2 separate regions of the Homo sapiens genome follow, and region 2 is linked to region 1. The links are chromatin loops, found by intact Hi-C in ENCODE. Cell type or tissue: Calu3. All regions are shown on one strand. Each heading gives the region's core, and the rest is flanking DNA. Links, peaks and the distances in the headings are about the cores only. Region 1 holds the start of GABARAPL2 (GABA type A receptor associated protein like 2). Region 2 overlaps ADAT1 (adenosine deaminase tRNA specific 1).

Region 1 (11,409 bases), core at 3,410-11,409:
GGTCTGAATTCCAAAAAGAGGAGGGTATAATGAGTTACGTCTGACTCCCCACTTCCCATGATGGCCAGACTAGTTTTTCAGGTTAACTTTGGAATGCCCTTGGCTGAGACAAGGGTTCCATTCAGATGGTTGGGAGCTTAGAATTTTATTTTAGGTTTACAGTATACCAGGATGGGGTCATTGAGTGAGGGGTGAGGAAAAACAGAAGTCAGGGAGACCAGTCAAGAGGCTGTTGAGGCTGGGTGAAGTGGCTCATCTTAGCACTTTTGTCAGAGGTGTTTGAACCAAAGCAACTCCATCTCGAATAGGGGCTAAGTAAAATAAGGCTGGGACCTACTGAGCTGTCTTCCCAGGAGGTAAGGCATTCTTAGTCACAGTATGAGCTAGAAGGATGGCACAAGATACAGGTTACAGAGACCCTGTGGATAAAACAGGATGCAGTTAAAAAGAAGCCAGCCAAGGCCGGGCATGGTGGCTCATGCCTGGAACCCTGTCTCTACTAAAAATACAAAAATTAGCTGGGCATGGTGGCGGGCACCTGTAGTCTCAGCTACTCTGGAGGCTGAGGAGGGAGAATCAGTTGAACCCGGGAGGCGGAGGTTGTAGTGAGCCGAGATCACGCCATTGCACTCCAGCCTGGGTGATAAGAACGAAACTCTGTCTCAGAGAAAAAAAAAAAAAAGAAAGAAAAAAGAAAAAAAGCCAGTCAAAAGCCACCAAAACCAAGATGGCCTTGAGTGTGACCTCTGGTCGTCCTCACTGCTCATGATCTGCTCATTGTAATGCATTGGCATGCTAAACGATACTCCCACTGGTGCCATGACAATTTACAAATGCCACGGCAATGTCCGGAAGTTACCCTATATAGTCTAAAAAGGGGAGGGACCCTCAGTTCTGGGGAAATCTCTGCCCCTTTCCTGGAAAAGTCAGGAATAATCTACCCTTTGTTTACCATATGGATCAAGAAATAACTATAAATTTACTCAGTCGAGTAGCCCATACTGCTGCTCTGTCTATGGAGTAGCCATTTTTTTTTACTCTGTGGACTTGCCCCAAATTCTTTCCTGTGTTGAGAGCCAGGAACCCTTTCTTGGGATCTGGATTGGGACCCCTTTCCAGTAACACTTTGGGATGCTAAGAAAGGAGGATTGCTTGAGCCCAAGAGTTAGAGGTTGCAGTAAGCAGTGACTGCACTACTGCACTCTAGCCTGGGTGACAGAGCGAGAGCGAGACTGTCTGAAGAAAGGGAAAAAAAAAAAAAAGCCCTGAAGGATCACATTGCAGTGTCAGGAGATGGCGTGAGGTTTGTGCTGGGTGGAGTCCAGTAGTTACTCCCACTACTTTGAAAGCAACCTCGAAGTGGCTTTTAGATGAAGAGAACAGCTGACATCCTAACATCACAGACTTAATAGAGAGGTCAAGACTGCCCATTTGGGAAAACCATCCTAGGGTCCTTACTACAGTCCAAGACGACAACGTCATCAGCCACAAAATGCTTTTGAAATATCAGGTTCAATACTACTTGTTCTTGATTAAAAGCTTTTCTGGGGTGGCAATGTAGTTTGTTGTTGTTGTTGTTTTTATACAGGGTCTCCCTCTGTCTACCTCCTGGGCTCAAGTACTTGTCCTGCCTCAGCCTCCTGAATAGCTGAGGCCACTATTCCCGGCTAATTTTTAAAAAAATTTTTGGCTGAGGCAGGACAATCACTTGAACCCGGGAGGTAGAGGTTGCAGCGAGCTGAGATCGTGCCACTGCACTCCAGCCTAGGCGCTTCCATCTAAAAAAAAATTTTGTTTTTAAGTGACAAAGTCTTGTCATGTTGCCCAGGCTGGTCTCCAACTCCTGGGCTCAAGTATCCTTCTTGAGTAATCCCAAAGTGCTGGGATTACGGGTGTGAGCCACTGTATCTGGCCTCAACATAGGTTTTTGTTCGTTTTTGTTTTTTTGGTGGAGATGGGATTTCGCCATGTTGCCCAGGCTAGCAGGTTGATCTCATATTCTGGGGCTTAAGAGATCCACCTGCCTCGGCCTCCTGAAGTGCTGGGACCACCACACTGAGCCTCAACATAGTTCTTAAATATAGCAATTGTTAAGGTTAAATCTATGGTTTGATTCTGACACACTATATCTATGCTTTAAGTGGATGACTTTCTTTTTTTGAGAGAGAGAGTTTCACTGTTGTTGCCCAGGCTGGAGTGCAATGGTGTGATCTCGGCTCACTGCAACCTCAGCCTCCCAGGTTCAAGCGATTCTCCTCTCTCAGCCTCCTGAGTAGCTCGGATTACAGGCACCTGCCACCACGCCCAGCTAATTTTTTGTATTTTTAGTAGAGATGGGGTTTCACCATGTTGGCCAGGCTGGTCTCAAACTCCTGACCTCATGATTCGCCCACCTCGGCCTCCCAAAGTGCTGGGATTACAAACGTGAGCCACCACGCCCAGCCGACTTTCATTTATTTATATAACCACAGGGGTCTTCTGGAATAGATGGATCTAGGGTCGACTCCTGAGAGTCACTATCCTGTGAGGAAGGAAGTGTTTGCCTCCAAAGCTCCTTCTTTCAATGGAAGGAAACAGATACTGTACCAAAGTCACTCCTGAAACAGAAGGAGGTGACTACTAAGAATTTAGGTGTACCAAGTGCTTCAGCCTTCCCTGAGATGCCATGAACTTTGCAAAAGTATTTAGTAATAATGGATACTATTTACTCTTTGCTTCCATGGTTTGAGAAAGCTCGTTTTGTAGTTTTATTTCAATTCTTTAAGAGAAAGTATAGATTTAAAAATGTTAAAGATCTGTGTATATGTGTCATTTCCATACACCCATGACTGATAACTGACTTCTCAGTTTCCACTTCCACAATGTTCTTGTTTTTCATACAATTTATTTCTGAGGACAAAAAGAGTCATCCTCTTAAAACTGCACTTTTTTTTTTTTTTTTTTTTTGAGATGGAGTCTTGTTCTGTAGCCCAGGCTGGAGTGCAGTGGGGCGATCTCGGCTCACTGCAACCTCCGCCTCCCGGGTTCAAGCGATTCTCCTGCCTCAGCCTCCTGAGTAGCTGGGATTACAGGCGCTCACCACCACGCCTGGTGAATTTTTTTTTTTTTTTTTGTATTTTTAGTAGAGACGGGGTTTCACCTTATTGGTCAGGCTGGTCTCGAACTCCTGACCTCATGATCCGCCTGCCTTGGCCTCCTAAAGTGCTGGGATTACAGGCGTGAGCCACCGCACCTGGCCACATTTTTTTTTTCTTGAGATGGAGTCTCACCCTGTCGCTCAGGCTGGAGTGCAGTGGCACTATCTTGGCTCACTGCAACCTCCACCTCCTGGGCTCAGGCGATTCTCATGCCTGCAGCCTCCTGAGTAGCTGGGACCACAGGTGCGTGCCACCATGCCTGGCTAATTTTTGTATTTTCAGTAAAGACGGGGTTTCACCATGTTGGCCAGTCTGGTCTAGAACTCCTGGCCTGAGGTGATCCACCTGCCTCGGCCTCCCAGAGTGCTGGGATTACAGGCATGAGCCACTGCACCCAGCCCCAAATTGCACATTTTAATCATGTTCTTCTCTCCTTTATAGGAGCTCTTATTCAGGGTCTCCTGAATTAGGTTAGAACTTCTGAATGTTTGCTTCAAAGCTTTCCAACATTTTATTTACTTATCTATACTGCTTTTCTGTTCCCTCTTCCAACCCCAGCCTTTGTTTTTATCTGGAAAGGAAAAGTTTACCCAATGAAAATGTACCCTTCTCTCTACAACAGAAGATTCACATTCTCTGTGAAGTCTTCCTTGCTAATTCTCACTTGGCTTTGTGCTGGCCCCTATTGCCCTAGCAATGCCTCAGTATCCATGTTCACATACCTCTCCAACATTTGAAATTCATTCTCTGTGTTTTATAGATTTGTTAATGTGTAATTACGTTGCATATATTCATTATCCTATTTCTCCTCCTGACTTACGTCCTTAACTAACCACTCCCTCAAGGAAGGCATCCAGTGTCCTTAGAACATTCCATAGCTAAATACAATGACCCAATATGTAAAGAAGGTGGTACATATCATCAAGGTGGATGAAATAAGTCAATTAGAATGGTGAACTGGGAAAACACACCAAGAAAGTAGGTAAGGATGGAAGACCAAAATGCATTGCACATCATTGAGACCATCAAAAGACATGTCTATGAATTGGTGTGCAGTGAAATTTTCCCCTAAGAAGTGTTCTCAGCTCTTTCACATGCAAGACAATATACATATATTTTGGACTAGGATGCAATGACCAGCTCTGTAAAGGGAAGCAGGGGTGTTGAGTCCAATTTCTAACTCCTCCACTGGTTCACTGACTAGGAGATGGTGAACAACCATCTTCATTCTTCAGTGTTTAATTCTATTTGTAAAATAGGTATTTTCTTTTTTTGAGACGGAGTTTCGCTCTTGTTGCCCAGGCTGGAGTGGAGTGGCGCGATCTCAGCTCACTGCAACCTCTGCCTCCTAAGTAAAAGCAATTCTCCTGTCTCAGCCTCCCAAGTAGCTGCGATTACAGGCATGTGCCACCATACCTGGCTAATTGTTTTGTATTTAGCAGAGACGGGGTTTCAACACGTTAGTCAGGCTGGTCATGAACTCCTGACTTCAGGTGATCCACCTGCCTCGGCCTCCCAAAGTGCTGGGATTACAGGCATATGCCACTGCACCCGGCCAAGTATTTTCATTTTTAAACTCACTGTCTACCTAATCTTACCCAGTTTAATAGCTTGAAATATTTCTCTCTAAATTTGAGACTCATAGCACCATTCACCAACTCTACATCTTCACTTGTGTATGTCCCTTGGACATCTCATATTTAATATCTCAAAAACCAAACTCTTGTTTTTCACTCCCCAAGCTGGCTCCACCCTATTTCAGTAAATGGCAATTCCATCCTTCCAAAAACCTTGATTTTGATCTGTCCCTCATGTCTTACATCCAATCTATCAGCAACTGTTACCAGTTTTACCTTCGAAATATATCCAGAATACAACTGCTTCCCATCACCTCTGTAGACCCCACCTTGGCCAAAGCCAACATCATCTTTCACCAGGATTATCACAATAGTGTCTCAACTATTTCCCTGCTTCCACCCTCAGCGCCTACAGTCTACTAAGCTAGCCTTTTGAAAAGGAAAGGCAGATTGTGTTACGTCTCTGCTTAAACCCCTACACTGACTTCTCATCTCATTCTAAATAAAATCCAAAGCTCTTTGCATGGAATTCAAAGCTCAACACAGTTTTGTTCTAGATATCTTTGAATTTGTCTCATAACACACTCTCCTCTCTCATTTATTCAGCTCCAGCCACAGGGGTTCCCTAGAATATGCCAGGCACTTTATCTAATTAGCATTCCATCCCACCACACTCTCTAGTCACCTACTGTGCTTTATTTTTCGAAATAGCACCTATCATTACCTAACATACTTATTTTTTGTCTTATCCCACTAGAATATGTCAGGGGGACAAGAATATCTCATGCTGCCACCCATGAGAATAGGGATGTCATCTGTCTTCTTCACTGTTTTTCCCCAGCACCTAGCACAGAGCTCTTGTATGTAACAATAATTTCTAAGTAGGAAATTCAAAGGATTTTTTCCACTTCATTAAAAACAAACAAACAGATGCAGTGGCTCACACCTGTAATCCTAGCACTTTGGGAGGCCGAGGCGGGCAAATCACTTACTTGAGGTGAGAAGTTCAAGACCAGCCTGGCGAACATGACAAAACCCCATCTCTACCAAAAATACAAAAATTAGCTGGGTGTGGTGGTGTGTCCCTGTAGTCCCAGCTACTCAGGAGGCTGAGGCAGCAGAATCGCTTGAACCCAGGAGGCAGACTGCAGTAAGCCAAGATTGTGCCACTGAACTCCAGCCTGGGTGACAGAGAAAGACCCTGTCTCCAAAAAACAAAAACAAAAACAAAGAAACAAAAAAACCTATTCTAGTTACTCAGACACACAGTCTTAAAATAACAAAAATACTTATAGAATGAAGCTAGATTCCACAGCATCGATCAGGAATTTCCAGTGTAGGAAATGATGAACTACCACATTCAAACATACAGGCTTTACAGGTGCATCAGAATCACAAGCACGTGGCAGGGTTCATGTGCCCAATTAAGTGAATATTCCTGCTACATGTTCAGCAGCTTATAAACAGATGGTGACCCAGACCAGACTGCCTTGATGAGTCTGCTTGGAAAAAAGGCATTACATCACTGATTGGAGAACCTCAAAGCATATGTCCGGGCAGGTGACACACACACAGCTCAGGCTGTGATTGCTAAACCACTCCCACAGCCAAATAAGGAAACCCATCTCATGACCAGCTCTCAGGGGAATTCTCCGAGTCTGACAGTCACCTCTAACTCCTCTGCCAGTTAAAATTAAGGGGTCTGTGATCAGTGATGTTACACTCCTCAAATGTGCATTTTTTTTTGAGGCGGAGTCTTGCTCTGTTGCCCAGGCTGGAGTGCAGTGGTGTGATCTCGGCTCACTGCCACCTCCACCTCCCTGGTTCAAACGATTCTCCTGCCTCAGCCTCCCGAGGAGCTGGGACTACAGGCGCCCACTACCATGCCTGGCTAATTTTTGTATTTTTAGTAGAGACGGGGTTTCACCATGTTGGCCAGGCTGGTCTTCAACTCCTGACCTCAGGTGATCCACCCGCGTCGGCCTCCCAAAGTGTTGGGATTACAGGCGTGAGCCACCGTACCCCGCCTCAAATGTGCATTTGTGATACCTTTTCGTAAATGTTTATTCAAATATTTATTCACGAATAAAGGAAGAAAACGGGATTTGTTTAAATTCAATTTCTAGGTCCAAGACAACCTACTACGGCTGTCCCTAATACGGACCTCCGGGTTGTCCTCAGTGCCGCTTCCAACAGTGTCCTCAAACACCCTCCCCTCCCATAATGAGCCCCCAACCTGTCACCACTCCGAGCAATACTCCCCAAACTGTCAACGCCCTAAACAGCTCCCTTGTTATCGCCAAGCTCTAGAAAGCCCTCCTTATGTCATTCTTACCCCTAAAGACCGTTCTTGTCACCAATTCCCCAGACTTCCCCTATGAACCGCTCTAAGAGCCCTCAGCTATCAGCCACACCCCCAAACAGCCCTCAGTAAGAGCCCTACACTATCAGCCAGACGTTTTCCGCCACCAACGCTCCCGAGACCCCACTCCTGTCACCAGTTCCCCGAACATTCCTGCGAGCAATGTCGCAGATACTGCTCACAGACGTCCCCATAACCAACTTCTTCGCCACCGCAGCCCAGGAGCCCCCAAAGGGGTCCTCCGCGGCCCCGCCCCTTTACGTGCGGCCCCGCCCCTTGGCGTGGCGCCCTGACAAATGGCGCCGGAAGCCCCGCCCCCGGCCGGTTGCTAGGCTCCGACAGCCGGAAGTCCCGCCTGCCGTGTAGTCGCCGCCGTCGCTGCCGCTGCCGCTGCCGCCGTCGTTGTTGTTGTGCTCGGTGCGCTGAGCTCCGCGGCTCCGCGAGCCGGTTCCGTCCCCTTCCCGCCGCCGCCATGAAGTGGATGTTCAAGGAGGACCACTCGCTGGGTAAGCACTTGGTCGTCGGCCCGGCTGCTGGGGGCTGGGGCGGCGGGTGGGCCCCCTCCCCCACTCGGGCGGCCCTGGGCCGAGTGGAGCGGGGCGGATGCCCTGCTGCGGGCTGGAGTCGCCCATGCCCTGGTGCCTCGGGCAGCGGCCCCCTGACCCCATGTCACCCTCCGCGGGCCTTGCTGGGAGCTAGTAGGGGACAGGACCGCGGCCCCGGGGACGCCGGAACCAGGGCCTGGGTTGTACGCAGGGCGCAGGAGGAGGAGGGCCGGGGGCCGGGAACCGACCGGTGGGCAGGCGCGGCCGTCAGCCCCGTTTGTTTCTCCCACAGAACACAGATGCGTGGAGTCCGCGAAGATTCGAGCGAAATATCCCGACAGGGTTCCGGTGAGTGGACTCTCCGCCCCCTCACCTCGCTGTCACCTCTGTCGTCTGGGACCCGTGATAGGCCCCAGGCCATTCAACAGTTGACAAGTTGAGGTTCCAGTCCCAGTTACAGTAGCTGACGGGCCAGACCGGGATGAGGCCGCCCAGGGCCGGGGCGTGAGGGGCTCGGGCTGGTGCTGTTCAGGGTGCCTCAGTGCTGAATCTCCCGATCTAGGCCAGCGAGCCGTCTGCAGCCTCGGGGCTCCCTGGCCAATTATGTAAGGAACGATGTTCTAGGACAGGGCAACAGGTCACTGCCACTTTTGGGAATGGTGGTGGAGGGAGACTGTCATTTTGGTCTTGGAAGTGGTACTTGAGTCTCAGGACGTTCATCTTTTACTTTGTCTCCATCTTTACCTAACTTCTAGCTCCGTTATCTCACCTTGACCCTGTCATCCTTGCCTGACCAAAATAATGTGAAAAGCCGCTGAAAACCCCTTCTGCCATATTTTCTTCTTAGTCAATAATAAATATAATGTTATATTTCTTCCATGGTTGGGGAGATAGTTTTGTAATCGTTATTAATTTTTAATGGACATTAAGGCCTGTTATTGTAGCTCTTTGCTTGTGAATAATTTGTCTGGGGAAAGGAGTAGGAGGGACGGATTTGAAACTTGTTCAGAGAGGAGCAACAGGCCAAATGAAGAACTTGGTTCTTGGCTGGCTAAAATTCCAGGCATTCCAATTAGTCCATCCATTCTTGTCTCCTGTGTTCCTTGGGAACACAGTAGTGTTTCCTGTAGTGTGAAGGTGGATCCATTCTGGGGTCCTGGAGTAACGGGCCATGGATGAAACCCTCCCCAGATATTCTTAGGTCTGCCCAGATAAAATGTGGAAAAGCTTAGTGGTAAGGGCTGCATTTCTCTTACATAATTGACCACAGAAAAGCACTTACTGTTTCCCTGTAACACATTTATATCAATTCTTAACCTCCAGAGCGTGTGGTTTATTAAGCCAAAGACATATTTTCTCCTGCTATGCAGTTCCCCACCCACCTCCTTGCCCACACTCTGTTCATCAGCTCCTCAGCCATGTGAGGCCAGAGCCTCGCTTTAGGAAACACAGTCCTGACCTCTCTTTACTTTCCCAGGTGATTGTGGAAAAGGTCTCAGGCTCTCAGATTGTTGACATTGACAAACGGAAGTACTTGGTTCCATCTGATATCACTGTGGCTCAGTTCATGTGGATCATCAGGAAAAGGATCCAGCTTCCTTCTGAAAAGGCGATCTTCCTGTTTGTGGATAAGACAGTCCCACAGTCCAGGTGAGAGGTGTTTACTAGATGGGCCCTCTGGTATTAGACATCTGGTTGGCTGCTTACGGAACTCCAAAACTTTGGAAGTCTGAAAACTCTTAGGGGTCCTGACTAGAAATCTGGATTTTATGCTCCCTGACATCAGGGGCTCCAGGAAAATAATGGCTGCAATACATAAGAGTGCATTTTGGATTCAGAAAATAGAACAAGGCCTGGACTTTTAAAAAAATGATGAAACTCAGCCTAAGATCTCCAAGAATCTTTTAAAACGGTTGAGAACTTATTTAGTCTTAAGCTATAGGTAGAACTGAGGCCTGAAATGAGGTTTTCTTCCCTGAAGGCAGTCCTGGCATGCTCCTCCACTGGGAGCCTGTGGGCCCTGCTGAGGCTCACTCAGTTAATCATCCAGTTTGCTTGCTCCCAAACTTGGTCAACTCTTTGACATTGTAAGAGTCTATAGCTGCCTGATCCTCAAGTCTGACAAAATGACTGCGGCACAGTAAAGGGCTCTGAAGTCTCTTTACAGACTTATACCTCCCTTGGTAGCACTTGCTTTGACTGTCAGACTATTGTGCTGCCTGGAAGCAATCTTTGGGACTGTAACTTGTGGCCTGAATGTAGGCAGAGGCATTAGAATTCCCGTTTTCTGTGTGTTTGACAGCCCAGCTTTAGTCCCCTGTGGAAAAAGGAAAGTGGATGGGCTCCGTCTAACCTCCTGGTCAGTCCTTTCCCGTTACTGAGTGGGTAGTTGTAGGCCCTGATCCAGATTCCAGCCCCCACCTCTCCCCTGAGTGTGAGTTTCTGGCCACATCTTATCTTTGTGACCCAATCTAGGTTTCATTTACCACTCCCAGAAGTAATACTTCTAAAAGTGAAGGCTCTCAGAAGCCCTGGGAACTAGCCCAATGTTGTCCAAATAGGTTCCTGTTGAAAATCCTTGAAGACTCCAGAAGAGGCCTGTGCCAAATTCCAGACCTTATTTCTGTTAAAGGTGGAAAGCTCTGGCCATTTTTTGGTCTGATTTCCTCTTTCCCAGTGTCCTCCACCTCTACTTCCTGGTGTCTGATAGAAAGGCAGGGGAGAAATGGAAGCTCCTTCCCTAAGGCCAGTATTCAACCTGAGGAGACACCCCAGGGCCTGCCCACTGGACGCCATTGGTCTGCCACAGCTGTAGCTCTGGAAGCTGTGGTGTTGCTTGAGGAGATCTTGTCACCCATGGGGCTCTTCTAACCTTCCTTCCCAGGCCTCTGGGCTGTGTCTTCACCAGGGGAGGAAGCCTTGGGCATCCGTGGTTACCCTGGGCTTTCCTTAACGTGTTTGGGGAGGTAATCTTCTTTCATAACATCTGCAACTTCTACAGAGCCTTGGTGACTCTGTGTTTTGTACTTCCTGGAGGTGTTGGCTTAGTGGGAGAAAATAAGTGACTAGGACCTATGGCATTGAGTTTATTTTCCTCAATTCTGATTCTCTGGTTCTTCTCAAAGGAAATGAAGCAGGCTTCTGGAGACCTTAAGATTACTCAGATGGCTCCACAGTAATCTAGCAATTAAAATGGCTACAGGTCTTATCAACTTCCCCTCCCCCGTTATCCCTGAGATAGAAATAGAATTGGAAATGAAAAATGATTTTTCAGGGCAGCAGAGACTGTTTCAAGCCATTTTCTCTCCAAGTCCCATTTGCCTTTCCAGTGTGGTGAGAATCAACCCTAAAGCAGATTACACTGGTAACTCAAGTCAGGATTTTAGGGCCGAGTAGCCAGAAATCCAGCTCCTGACCCTTCAGGATTTAGAGTCACCAGCTAGGGCCCTTTTGCCCAGGCTGTCAGCTCTTTGGCCCCAGTTAATGACTTATCACCCTACACTTAATGCAACTGTTTATTTTGGGGTTTTATTCTCAGAAGTAATTTTTTTTTTGAGACAGAGTCTCACTCTGTTGCCCAGATTGCAGTGCAGTGGTGCAATCTGAGCTCACTACAATCTCTGCCTCCTAGGTTCAAGTGATCCTCTCACCTCAGCCTCCCTAATAACTGGGACAGGACCACAGGTGCATGTCACCACACCGGGCTAAAAATATAAATTTGTTTCTAAACATAAGAGGCGTGTGACATCATTGGGCTTTATGCAATATATAAATCACCCATAAACATA
Region 2 (11,409 bases), core at 2,417-10,416, 51 kb after region 1:
GTGTGCCACCACACCTGGCTGAGTTTTGTATTTTTTGTAGAGACAGGGTTTCCTCATGTTGACCAGGTTGGTCTTGAACTCCTGGACTCAAGCAATCTGCGTGACATGGCCTCCCAAGATGCTAGGATTACAGGCATGAGCTACTGTACTTGGCCTACTTGTGTGAATGTATGTTTTCATTTATTTTGGGTTGTACCTAGGAGTGGAATTGCTGGACCATATCTTGAGGCTTCACATTTGATATGGGCCTATGAGGCTTGCCCTGGCCATGGCTTTGCCCTGCCCTCATTTCCTATAGCACTGAGTTTGGCTGCCTCCTTTAGGGAGACCACACTTGAGTGGTCATCTTTTGACTTTTAACTTTAAAAAAATTAAAACTAATGTTTAGGGCTGGGTGAGGTGGCTCACACCTATAATCCCAACACTGTGGCAGGCCAAGGTGGGAGAATTACTTAAGGCCAGGAGTTCAAGACCAGCCTGGGTAACCCAATAACACCCCGTCTCCACAAAAAAAATTTAAAAATCAGCCAAGTGTGGTGGCTTATGCCTGTAATCTTAGCTATTCAGGAGGCTGAGGCAGGAGGATCACTTGAGCTCAGGAACTGGAGGCTGTAGTAAACTATGATTGTACCACTGCACTCCAGTCTGGGTGAGACCCAGTGAAACCTTGTCACTACAAAAACATTCTGAAAGCCCCAAACTAATGTTTAGGGTTAAAAAACATATATAATGGCAATGTATGTGCACTGTAGAAAAATCAGAAAATATATTAAAAACAAAGAAGAAAAAAACCACCCATAATACAACTCAGAGATTATTAATAATACCTTAGCGCTCATCCTCTTATAATTTTTCTTATGTGTGGATGTACTTTAAGACCAAAATTGGCTTTTTATCTTCTAAACTGTTCTTTAAACAGTATAGACATGTTTCCATATTAAATATTCATAAATATTATTATTTTATTTGAGACAGGGTCTGTCACCCAGGCTGGAGTGCAGTGGAATGACCTTGGTTCACTGCAGCCTCAATCTTCCCAGGGTCAGGTGATCCTCCTGCCTCAGCTGCCCTATTCTAGGACTACAGGTGCGTGCCACATCTGGCTAGTTTTTGTATTTTTTGTAAAGACGGGGTTTCCTCATGTTACCTAGGCTGGTCTAGAACTTCTGTGCTCAAGCAATCCGCCCCCCTCGACCTCCCAAAGTGCTGGGATTACAGTCGTGAGCCACCATGCCCAGCCATTCATCAATACTATTTTTAACAACAAAGAAAACACTTAATTTCCTATTACTGGGCATTTCAGTTGTTTACTTTTCTTCTTTAAAAAAATTATTAGCCGGGCGCGGTGGCTCACACCTGTAATCCCAGCACTTTGGGAGACCGAGGTGGGTGGATCACCTGAGGTCAGGAGTTTGAGACCAGCCTGACCAACATGGTGAAACCCCGTCTCTACTAAAAATACAAAAATTAGCCAGGCGTGGTGGCGCATGCCTGTAGTCCCAGCTACTCATGAAGCTGAGGCAGGAGAATCACTTGAACCCAGGAGGCGGTGGCTGCAGTGAGCCCAGAGCACGCCATTGCACCCCAGCCTGGGTGACAGAGCAAGACTCCGTCTCTAAAAAACAAAAAAAAATTATATACAAAGCTAAATGTTCAAATACTTTAATTATTTCCTTAAGACAAATTCCTGGAAGTGGAACTGCTGGATCAAAAGGTATGGAGATTCTTAATGCTCTTAGGCCTTACCCTCAGACTGCCTCTTGGAATGACTGTTCCAATTGAGCCCTCCCTACCCTCTCACCTTCCAATCAGTGCTCTCTGCATGGCTTCCTGGCTGTATGGGCACTTCCCAATGACCACAGCTGACAGGTAGATGGGCTCTTCCAGCAAGTGCATCAACAGTGCCCCTTGGCATCCGAGGACGTTCCATCGGGCCATCTTGTCACTACAGGACATGGAGCGTGTTCTGTCTCCACGGCCTGGCTTCACTCGGAGCAGCCCCACCTGGTGAAACGCAGCACCCGGCTTTCCGGAGTCTCCAGCTTCTCCAGGTACACACTTGGCTCCAGTTCTATAAACGTCTATCACTTTGGCACTACCAGGGGCTATTCTGGTGACAGTAGCCAGTCCCTCTACAGTGAGATCACAGCTGTGGATGCCTGGTGAGATTGGGCCACTTTTCTGCTTGCCAAAACTCTGATGGTGAGCTGCTCCGTTGGTGACCTCCCTGGCTGCAGTCCCAGGCTCAAGCCTCATCTTTTTGGTTACAGGACTGTCAGGGTCTTCACATTTTCTTTCATTTCCAGGAGCTTCCAGGTTACTACTGGCTTCTACTGATGAGTTGTGGGCCCAATTTCTGAAGACAGGACAGCAAGGCTGATCTTCAAACTCAAGCATCGGAATGATGGAGGCATCCCCACCTGCAGAGAATGAACCCACTTAAACAAATGGTTCTCAAGTGAGGTCCCTGGACCAGCCACAATGGGATCTCTTGGGAATTCATCAGAAATGCAAACTCTTGGGACCCACAGTAGACCTGCTGAATCAGAAACTCCGGAGGCAGAGCCCAGCAGTGTGTTTTTAACAAGCTCTCCAGGTGATTCTGATGCAAGCTCAAGTTTGAGAACTACTGACTTCATCTATTCTCCCAGCTGACCTGAGATGAGTTAAGAGCACATGCACACAATTCCCTAATAAGAATCCTCTAGGGCTCTTGTTGAAGACTCTATCCTGGACCCAGTGAGTTGGAATTTCTGGAGAAGGGCATGCAAAATGGAATATTTTAACAAAGATCTGAGCTAATTTTTATCACTAGGAATTTTTGGAAAAATGGGTTTAGACCAGGGTTTCTCAACCACGGTACTAATGACATTTTTTTGACATGCAGTCTGGCTCTGTTGCCCAGGCTGGAGTGCAGTGGGGTGATCTCTGCTCACTGCAATCTCTACCTCCTGGGTTCAAGTCATTCTCCTGCTTCAGCCTCCCGAGTAGCTGGAATTACATGCACACATCACCACGACTGGCTAATGTTTGTATTTTTAGTAGAGACGAGGTTTCACCATGTTGGCCAGGCTGGTCTTGACCTCAAGTGACTCCTGACCTCGAGTGATCCGCCCACCTTGGCCTCCCAAAGTGCTGGGATTACAGGTGTGAGCCAGCGTGCCCGGCCACTAATGACACTTTGGACTGTATCACTGTTTGCTGTGGCGGCTGTCCTGTACATTACGGAATATTTAGCAGCATACCTGGTCTCTACCTACTAAATGCCAATAGGACTACCAGTCCCAGTATGAAAATAAAGAATGTCTCCAGATGTTGCCAAAAGTCTCCTGGGGAGCAAAACTTTCCAAACTGAGAACCACTGGCTTAGAATGAACAAGGTTTCCCAAGTGCATTTTGTGAAATGCTATTCCCTAAGATGCTTTGGAAAACAAAAGTGGGTGGTTTATTTCATAAAGAAATTTGGCAGGCAGGGTGCGGTGGCTCATGCCTGTAATCCCAGCACTTTGGGAGGCCGAGGTGGGCGGATCACGAGGTGAGGAGTTCGAGACCAGCCTGGCCAATATGGTGAAACCCTGTCTCTACTAAGAATACAAAAATTAGCCGGGTGTGGTGGCGCGCACCTGTAGTCCCAGCTACTCGGGAGGCTAAGGCAGAACAATCGCTTGAATCCAGGAGGTGGAGGTTGCAGTGAGCCAAGAATGCGCCACTGCACTCCAGCCTGGGTGACAGAGGGAGATTCCATCTCAAAAAAAAAGGAAAAGAAATTTGGCAACCATTGCTCAGAATTTCCCCATCTTGGAGATTTTATGATGCATGGCCCCACAGTAAAGACTCTAAAGTAAATTACACACCTAGTCTAAACCAATGTTTCCAAAATTTCCAGTGTTTCCTCTTGCTGGTTTAGAGATTTCTGACCTCCTCTGTCCTTACAGGAAACAGAAGAAAACTAGAGGTCAGTAAGAACCACAGCTCTCCCTTGAGAAGCGAAAGATTTCTTCAAACACTAACCTGATGAGTGTTGCTTTTCTAAAGTGTATAAATAATACATCTGTAATCTTTATAACTCAAGAGTGGGAAAGGCAAGAGATACAGAAGTGGGAATACATCTGGAGAGGTTGGCTGGCTGACTTCCAGAGACCTCACAAGGTCACAGTGACTTTGGAGAACTCACCAGGGTCCATCTCCCACTCTGCAGGCTTGGAAATTGGATCTTGACAGAATGCCTGAATGCAAGAGCCTGACTCATGCTAATAAAACTCATAAGAGCCTGAAGTAGCTAACCCAGCCAACAAATTATTAATTACTCATAGGATGTAAATACCAAGGGAGCCAGAGAGGCACATTCTCTAGGTAATGTTCTCTCTCTCTGCAGACAAACCATGGGAGGACATCACATTTTAAAAGATTACCAGCAAAATTTCCTGAAGATTTTTAAGATGAACAGAGGGTTGCCAACTTTTTATTCCATCAAGGAAGATCTTTAAAAATCTCAATTACCGGCCAGGCGCAGTGGTTCATGCCTGTAATCTCAGCACTTTGGGAGGCCGAGGTGGGCGAATCACTTGAGGTCAGGAGTTCGAGACCAGCCTGGCCAATGTGGTGAAACCCTGTTTCTACTAAAAATACAAAAAAATTAGCCGGGCGTGGTGGCGCATGCCTATATTCCCACCTACTTGGGAGGCCAAGGCAGGAGAATCGCCTGGACCCGGGAGGTGGAGATTGCAATGAGCCGAGATCGAGAAAAAAAAAAAAAATTCAATCGCCATCACTTAAAAAAAAACTCTCATTTCCTTTAAAGTGAAAGAAATTAGTTTTGCAAAATTCACTACATAGTCTTGAGCTTTCTTGGTTTTTTTCAGGGACTGTTCTCACAGATCAGTACCTGTTTGTTGACCACTGACTTAAGGAGTTTGATAAGGGCATAATCAAACTACATAAGTGTCCAGTATTTTGGCTTCCCTGGGCCACATTGGAAGAATAAAAATTGTCTTGGGCCACACACAAAATACACGAACGCAAACGATAGTTGATGAGCTAAAAAAAAAAAAAAAAAAAAAAAAAAAAAAAAAAAATCGCAAGAAAAATCTCATAATGTTTTAAGAAAGTTTAAGAATTTGTCTTGGGCCACATTCAAAGCTGTCCTGGGCTGCATGTAGCCAGGCAGGCCGTGGGTTAGACAAGTTTGGATTAGGCCATCAGGCTGTGATCCTCAGATGCTTCTTTCTCCACAATAAGGCTATAGCTGTCACTGGGATCACCCCGGTCCTAGCTACTCAATGTGTGGTCTATGGACCCACACTGCTGGCATGCCTTGGGAGTTGGCTAGAAATGCAGAACCTCAGGCCCCACTCCAGACCTAATGAATCTCAATCTGCATGTTCTTCAGGAGATTCATGTGCATATTACAGCTTGAGAGGAGCTGATTAGGAAACAACCTTTGGGCCTTGGACTAGGGCCCTTACGGCTAAGAAAAGAGCAAGGATGAGTGCTGCCTACCTGTCATTTTTCTGGGCTTTGACTCTTAAAACTCTTTTCTCATACTCTTTCTTTCTTCTCTCTCTTTTTTTTTTTTTCCCTTCTTTTTGACTGAGTCTTGCCGGGTCATCCAGGCTGGAGTGCAACGGCGCAATCTCGGCTCACTGCAACTTCTGCCTCCCGGGTTCAAATGATTCTCCTGCCTCAGCCTCCCGAGTAGCTGGGATTACAGGCATGCACCACCATGCCCAGCTAATTTTGTATATTTAGTAGAAATGGGGTTTCTCCATGTTGGTCAGGCTGGTCTGGAACTCTCGACCTCAAGTGATCTGCCCGCCTCGGACTCCCAAAGTCCTGGCATTACAGGTGTGAGCCACCGTGCCTGGCCTCATTCTTTCTTAAGCTGTATCTATATTTTCAATTTGAGTTATGATCAAATCTACACAGCTATTCTATTTCTTCATAGTGATTTCTTATCTCTGCTCTAATTGCATGTGTTAGCTTTAAAGCTTAAAAGTTTTAAGGTTTAATCTTATATCCTTATTTCAAAGGTTTTAGGGTGAGAAAATTTTGCTGCCATCCTGAGTTGTTATCCACAAAAGGTAGAAGTTATTTTCAATTTTTAAGAAAGAAAAACAAAAGACGGAAATGACACCCCCTTCACCCCAGGCTAGGTCTTCCTGTCTTATGCAACCATAGCACCTGAACATACCCTTATAACCCACCAAAATTTACCCTAACTAACCATGACTGTCTACATTTCCTAAAAGACTATGAAGGTAAGCAATATGCTAGTCTTATTCATTTCTGTATACTCAGTATGTCATATCGTGCCTGACAAATAGTAGAAAGTATTTGTTCAATGACTAAATGAACGAAATGAGTTTTAGGATAAGTCACTATAGGATTTCCAAGCCCCATGTTGGCTTCACATCTTGTGAGGTTTCAGCCTTACGCTCCTAATCCTGATTCTGAGAATTGACTAATAGTATGAGTGAGACTCTGCACCCCTTGCCTCTGTCTTCTCTTTAGATGAAACCTTTAGAAGTGATTAGGTACACTAGCCTGTCATAAAAAGGCACTGTCACTACTTGTGGCTACTTGTGACTACCTGTGGCTACTTCAGCCATTAGTGCTTTTTAGGAAAAAACCTACCTATGGATAACACAAACATAAGGAAGTAGTTCATGTAACATTAATCCAAAGGCTTGAATATACTTACAGGGTGTATGGCTGGAGAAAAACACAAAAATGAGGTCTCGTCTAAGTTTCCACACTCCTTTTTGAGTTCCTGGGACAAAGATGCTATCCTCTTTCAGGGTGGCTGCCAACTGGAGTTGGTGGAGAAGGTACCTAAGGGTTGCAAGATGTTATTAGGATGAACAACCGATCTCTGTGGTAAGGGGAAAGCCTCTGGTTGGGTGATTACTAAGACAGCTTACTGTAGACTAATGGGACTGGTAGTGATGGGGAATTATGAGAATGCTCTAGACCAGTGATTCTCAAAGTGTGGTCCCTGTACCAGCAGCATCAGCATCACCTGGGAATTTGTTAGACCTCCAATTTCAACTGGCCTCGGTGGCTCATATCTGTAACCCCAGCTACTTGGGAGACTGAGGCAGGAAGACTGCTTAAGCCCAGGAGTTTGAGGCTGTAGTGAGCTATGATTCTGCCACTGTACTTCAGCTTGGGTGACAGAGTGAGACTCTATTTTTGTTTCTTTTTTTTTTTTTAGAAAAATAAAAAAGAAAGAAGAAACCCAATTTCTGAGGTTCCACCCTAGATATGCTGAATCAGAATCTCTGTGGTGGGCTCAGCAATCTGGGTTTTAACAAGCCTTCTAGGTTCTTCTGATGTACAATCAAGTTTGAGTACCACTAGTCCAGGCCAGGATTGTGACTCATGCCTGTAAATCCGGCACTTTAGGAGGCTGAGGCAGGAGGATCGCTTGAGCCCCAGGAATCCAACACCAGCCTGGGTAGCATAGTGACACCCTGTCTTTAAAAAAAAAAAAAAACCCAGGAAAAGTTAGCTGGGTGTGGTGGCATGCGCCTGTAACCCCAGCTATTCAGGAGGCTGAGGTGGGAGGCTTGCTTGAGTCCCAGGAGGCCAAGGCTGCAATGAGCTGAGATCACATCACTGCACTCTAGCCTAGGTAACAGAGCAAGACCCTGTGTCCAAAAAAAAAAAAAAAAAAAAAAAAAAGAGAGAACCACTAGTCTAGACCACATTACTACTCAAAAGTGTAGTTTACAGACTAATATCATCTGTATTACCTAGGAGCTTATTAGAAATGTAAATTCTGGGTGAGGCGCGGTGGCTCACACCTGTAATCCCAGCACTTTGAGAGACTGAGGCGTGTGGATAATGAGGTCAGGAGTTTAAAACCAGCCTGGCCAGCATGGTGAAACCCCATCTCTACTAAAAACACAAAAAATTAGTTGAGCATGGTGGCACGGGCCTGTAGTCTCAGCTACTTGGGAGGCTGAGGCAGGAGAATTGCTTGAACCCAGCAGGCGGAGGTTGCAGTGAGCTGAGATCATGCCACTGCACTCCAGCCTGGGCAACAGAGCAAGACTCTGTCCCCCCCAAAAAAAAAAAAAAAAGTAAATTCCGGGACTCCCACCCCAGTCCTGCTGAACCATACTCTGGAGATGTGGCTTTACCTTTGGAAACTCCTTCTGGCTATGACCTCAGCATGGCTATCATTGAGGATGTCTCCTGCGGCAAAGATAGGACACCAGGTGAAGACATATGGAAGCTGGAGAGGGTCTGGTTCCTAGAAGCAGAACACAGCAGTCCCACCAGCACCCAGGATGGTCATGTAGCTCCTGGAGAGCTTTGCCAGAAGGTACCACAATCATGAATAACAATGCATCAGGTGCAGGGTTTCTCAACCCAGCACTGTAGACATTTTGGGCCAGAAAATTTTTTGTTGTGGGGGATCTATTCCATCCATACACTGTAGACTGTTTATTAGTAGTATTCCTGGCCTCTACCCATGAGATGACACTAGCACCCCTCCCTCAGTTGTGACAACTAAAAATGTCTCTAGACATTGCGAAATGTCCTCTGGGATGCAAATCACCCCCAGGTGAGAAACATTAATTTATAGAAAAACCTCATTCGGAGAACAAAGGTCTAGATCTTTTGTACAGAAGTATCCTACTTGTGCTCATGGTGGTACAATTCCATCTAATCCAATCCACAGTGATCCTGGAACAGGTTCCTCATATACAGGAGGTTAAGGCAAGGAGAATGGTAGAAGCCAACTCAAAGAGGAACCTGCTAGCTAGAAGAGGTAAAGACCCCAGATCTCGGCCAGGGACGCAATAGCTCATGCCTGTAATCCCAGCACTTTGGGAGGCCAAGGCAGGAGGATAGCTTGAGGCTGGGAGTTTGAGACCAGCCTGGCTAACACAGTGAGACCAAATCTCTACAAAATAAAAATGAAAAAAATTAGCTGCACATAGGTGTGCATAGCTGTGCACACCTATAGTCCAGCTACTCAGGAAGCTGAAGTGGGAGGATCACTTGAGCCCAGGAGTTCAAGGCTGCAGTGAGCTATGATAGTACCACCGTACTTCAGTGAGACCCTGTCTCTTAAAAAAAAAAAAACCACTGAAACAGACAAATAAAAACCCCCAGATCTCTAAGGAATTTTCATATTCTTGTTGAGGCCCAAAGCTTCCTGTCATTCAAGATTGCTTACCAGGTGCGGTGGCTCACACCTTTAATCCCAGCACTTTGGGAGGCCAATGTGGGCAGATCACCTGAGGTCAGGAGTTCAAGACTAGCTTGGCCAGCATGGTGAAACCCCGTCTCTAAAAAAATACAAAAATTAGCTGGGCGTGATGGTGGGTGCCTGCTGAGGCAGGAGAATCGCTTAAACCCAGGAAGGGGAGGTTGCAGAGCAGTGAATCGAGATTGCCCCATTGCACTCCAGCCTGGGTGACAGAGCGAGACTCCGAGTCAAAAAAAAAAAAAAAAAAAAAGATTGCTTTCTTGGGCTTCAGAAGCCACTCAAGCTGCATCCTCTACCTGCTATAGAGTCCCAAAGCCTTCCAGACCTAATGTGGAATAGCTAAACCCAGGGACTCTGTGGTTTGAGCATGAAAATACTGGTTAACTTTCAGTTATTCGGAAAGCATGTTCCTAGAGGCCTCCGCTTTGATGGTGGATTTCCATTCTCCAAGTGAGTACGGTCCTTCCAACTGGACTGATAGTCAGTAGGAAACAAATGCCATGCACCTCAACTGACATGGCCCCTCTTCCCTGACAAGGAGAGTAAAACATGGACACTGGTTTCAAGCTAAATCTTTGTTTAGATTCCCACCCGTGCTTACCGTTCTTCCTCATTTTGGACTGTCCTATGCATTTTGTTCCTGTTCCCATTGACACAACTTCCTTTGTCACTGTGGGAAAAAAACAAATCGTGTGAGTTCTGAGAAACGGAATGTTCCCCGGTGTTCAGGTGTGATCAGCCTGCACACTCCTCTAGGGGATTCCCAGAGGCCCACTCAACCAAGGTCTGCGGTTCCAGCATGGCGGTCTCCCGCCATCAGAGGTACTGCGTCACCTAGCAGAGGACAAGCACATATGCCTAACATCGTAGTTCACACCCTACCCACGACTGTACCCTCACAGTACAGCAATGCATAATTTTACCATCTCTCACAGTGAGGAGCATGCCAAGAAGAAAAAGTCTCACCTTGCACCGGCTTATCAGGGGTGTCGCAGGCCTTGTCAGCTGGAGATTGTATCTTCACCACCGCTGCCAATAATGTCCACTCATGGTTTGGCTCAGGCTTCCCCTTCTTGGGCAGCCTGATCCCATAGTGTTCATAGCATAGCTGAGCAATCTCATCCGCGGTCCACATGGTCTGAGCTGGTATTGAGACCTTGATCAAAAACCACAACCATCAGAAGTACGGAAAGGAGAACCAGTGCACGATGCTACAGCCTCTCATATCCATGCTTCGAGTCTTTCAAATGGAGCAGACCGAGGTTTCCCTATCTGGAACTCTATGGATCATTTTCTTCTACTATCTCCCTGCCCCCTTTTCATCTTTAATGAAAGATCAAAGAAACCCCAAATTCTACCAATCCCCAAAATTATTGTTTCAAGTTTTTCTTAATGTTATATATCTGATACATTTCTAAGGAGTCTGCATCCTCTACTCAACATTAAAGGACACGAGAAGGAAATGTCCTCACTACTCCAGTTTTCACTGGAAACGGCATGTAAAGGGTTGCAGACTCACTTGCTTTGGGCAGACCCTCACTGTATAAGGTTTATCTTTCTGGACAGATGTTCTTATCTGTCTTCTTTTTCCAGGCATTTTATTTTTCTCCTTTCCCCTACAGCAGAGTGTTTCTCTACCGCCCTCTAGTAAATCCCCACTGAAATGTTTCTCAGCAGTTACGTGTTCTCATAGAGCTCTACTTAAGGGTGTGGACTTTGGATTCACCCTTTCTGGGTTCTAATTTTGGCTTTGCCACAAATTAACTGTGATGCTGAATAGACTACTTAACCTTGCTGGGTCTGTTTCCTCATCTGTCAAAATAGTGATAACAATAGTATCTAACCTATTTAGATTATTGTGAAGATTAAATAATACTTAGGGTTACTGTGAGGGTTAAATAAGTAATACTTATAAAAAGCAATTGCTACTATGTTGAGCATAATTAAGGTCAACTGTGATTACTATTACAAAAAATAACATTTGATGATTTTCCTGGTTAATTTGCCTTGAGCTACCTGGTGGTGGGGGTGAAAGGGGGAGGGCTGTAATGGGCATAGAAAGCCATGAATTAAAAAACCATCAAGCAGATCCCTAGGATACTTTGCAGGGAAATCTCTCACTCTTGGCCCTATCAATGCTCACTAGGCACATCCTGATCTCATTTGGACTCAATTATACAAAAAGC

The links. Peaks named below come from ENCODE experiments on the same cell type or tissue, not always from the same donor. Only the 100,000 strongest peaks of a DNase experiment are listed, where the experiment ranks them.
Region 2: it touches region 1 in a loop (2.8-fold over the local background); 70 of 110 quality-filtered maps call a loop at or near these places.

Annotation. Positions count from the first base shown.
Region 1 is chr16:75,558,939-75,570,347 of GRCh38, forward strand. GABARAPL2 (GABA type A receptor associated protein like 2) reads left to right here and starts at 7,441. Exons shown (of 4, transcript NM_007285.7): 1 at 7,441-7,582; 2 at 7,914-7,969; 3 at 9,099-9,271. The coding sequence starts at 7,549. RefSeq lists silencers at 1,133-1,427, 7,504-7,913 and enhancers at 7,903-8,656, 10,457-10,556. In Calu3, for the core only: no CTCF peak of the experiment used is centred there; DNase peaks (open chromatin) are centred at 6,283, 7,393 and 8,063.
Region 2 is chr16:75,610,442-75,621,850 of GRCh38, forward strand. ADAT1 (adenosine deaminase tRNA specific 1) reads right to left here. Exons shown (of 10, transcript NM_001324445.2): 2 at 10,190-10,379; 3 at 9,825-9,893; 4 at 8,145-8,199; 5 at 6,701-6,831; 6 at 1,802-2,420. The coding sequence starts at 10,358. Among named protein-coding and RNA genes, the nearest start is that of ADAT1, 7.1 kb to the right of the region's middle. RefSeq lists a silencer at 10,710-11,004 and an enhancer at 11,073-11,409. In Calu3, for the core only: no CTCF peak of the experiment used is centred there; no DNase peak of the experiment used is centred there.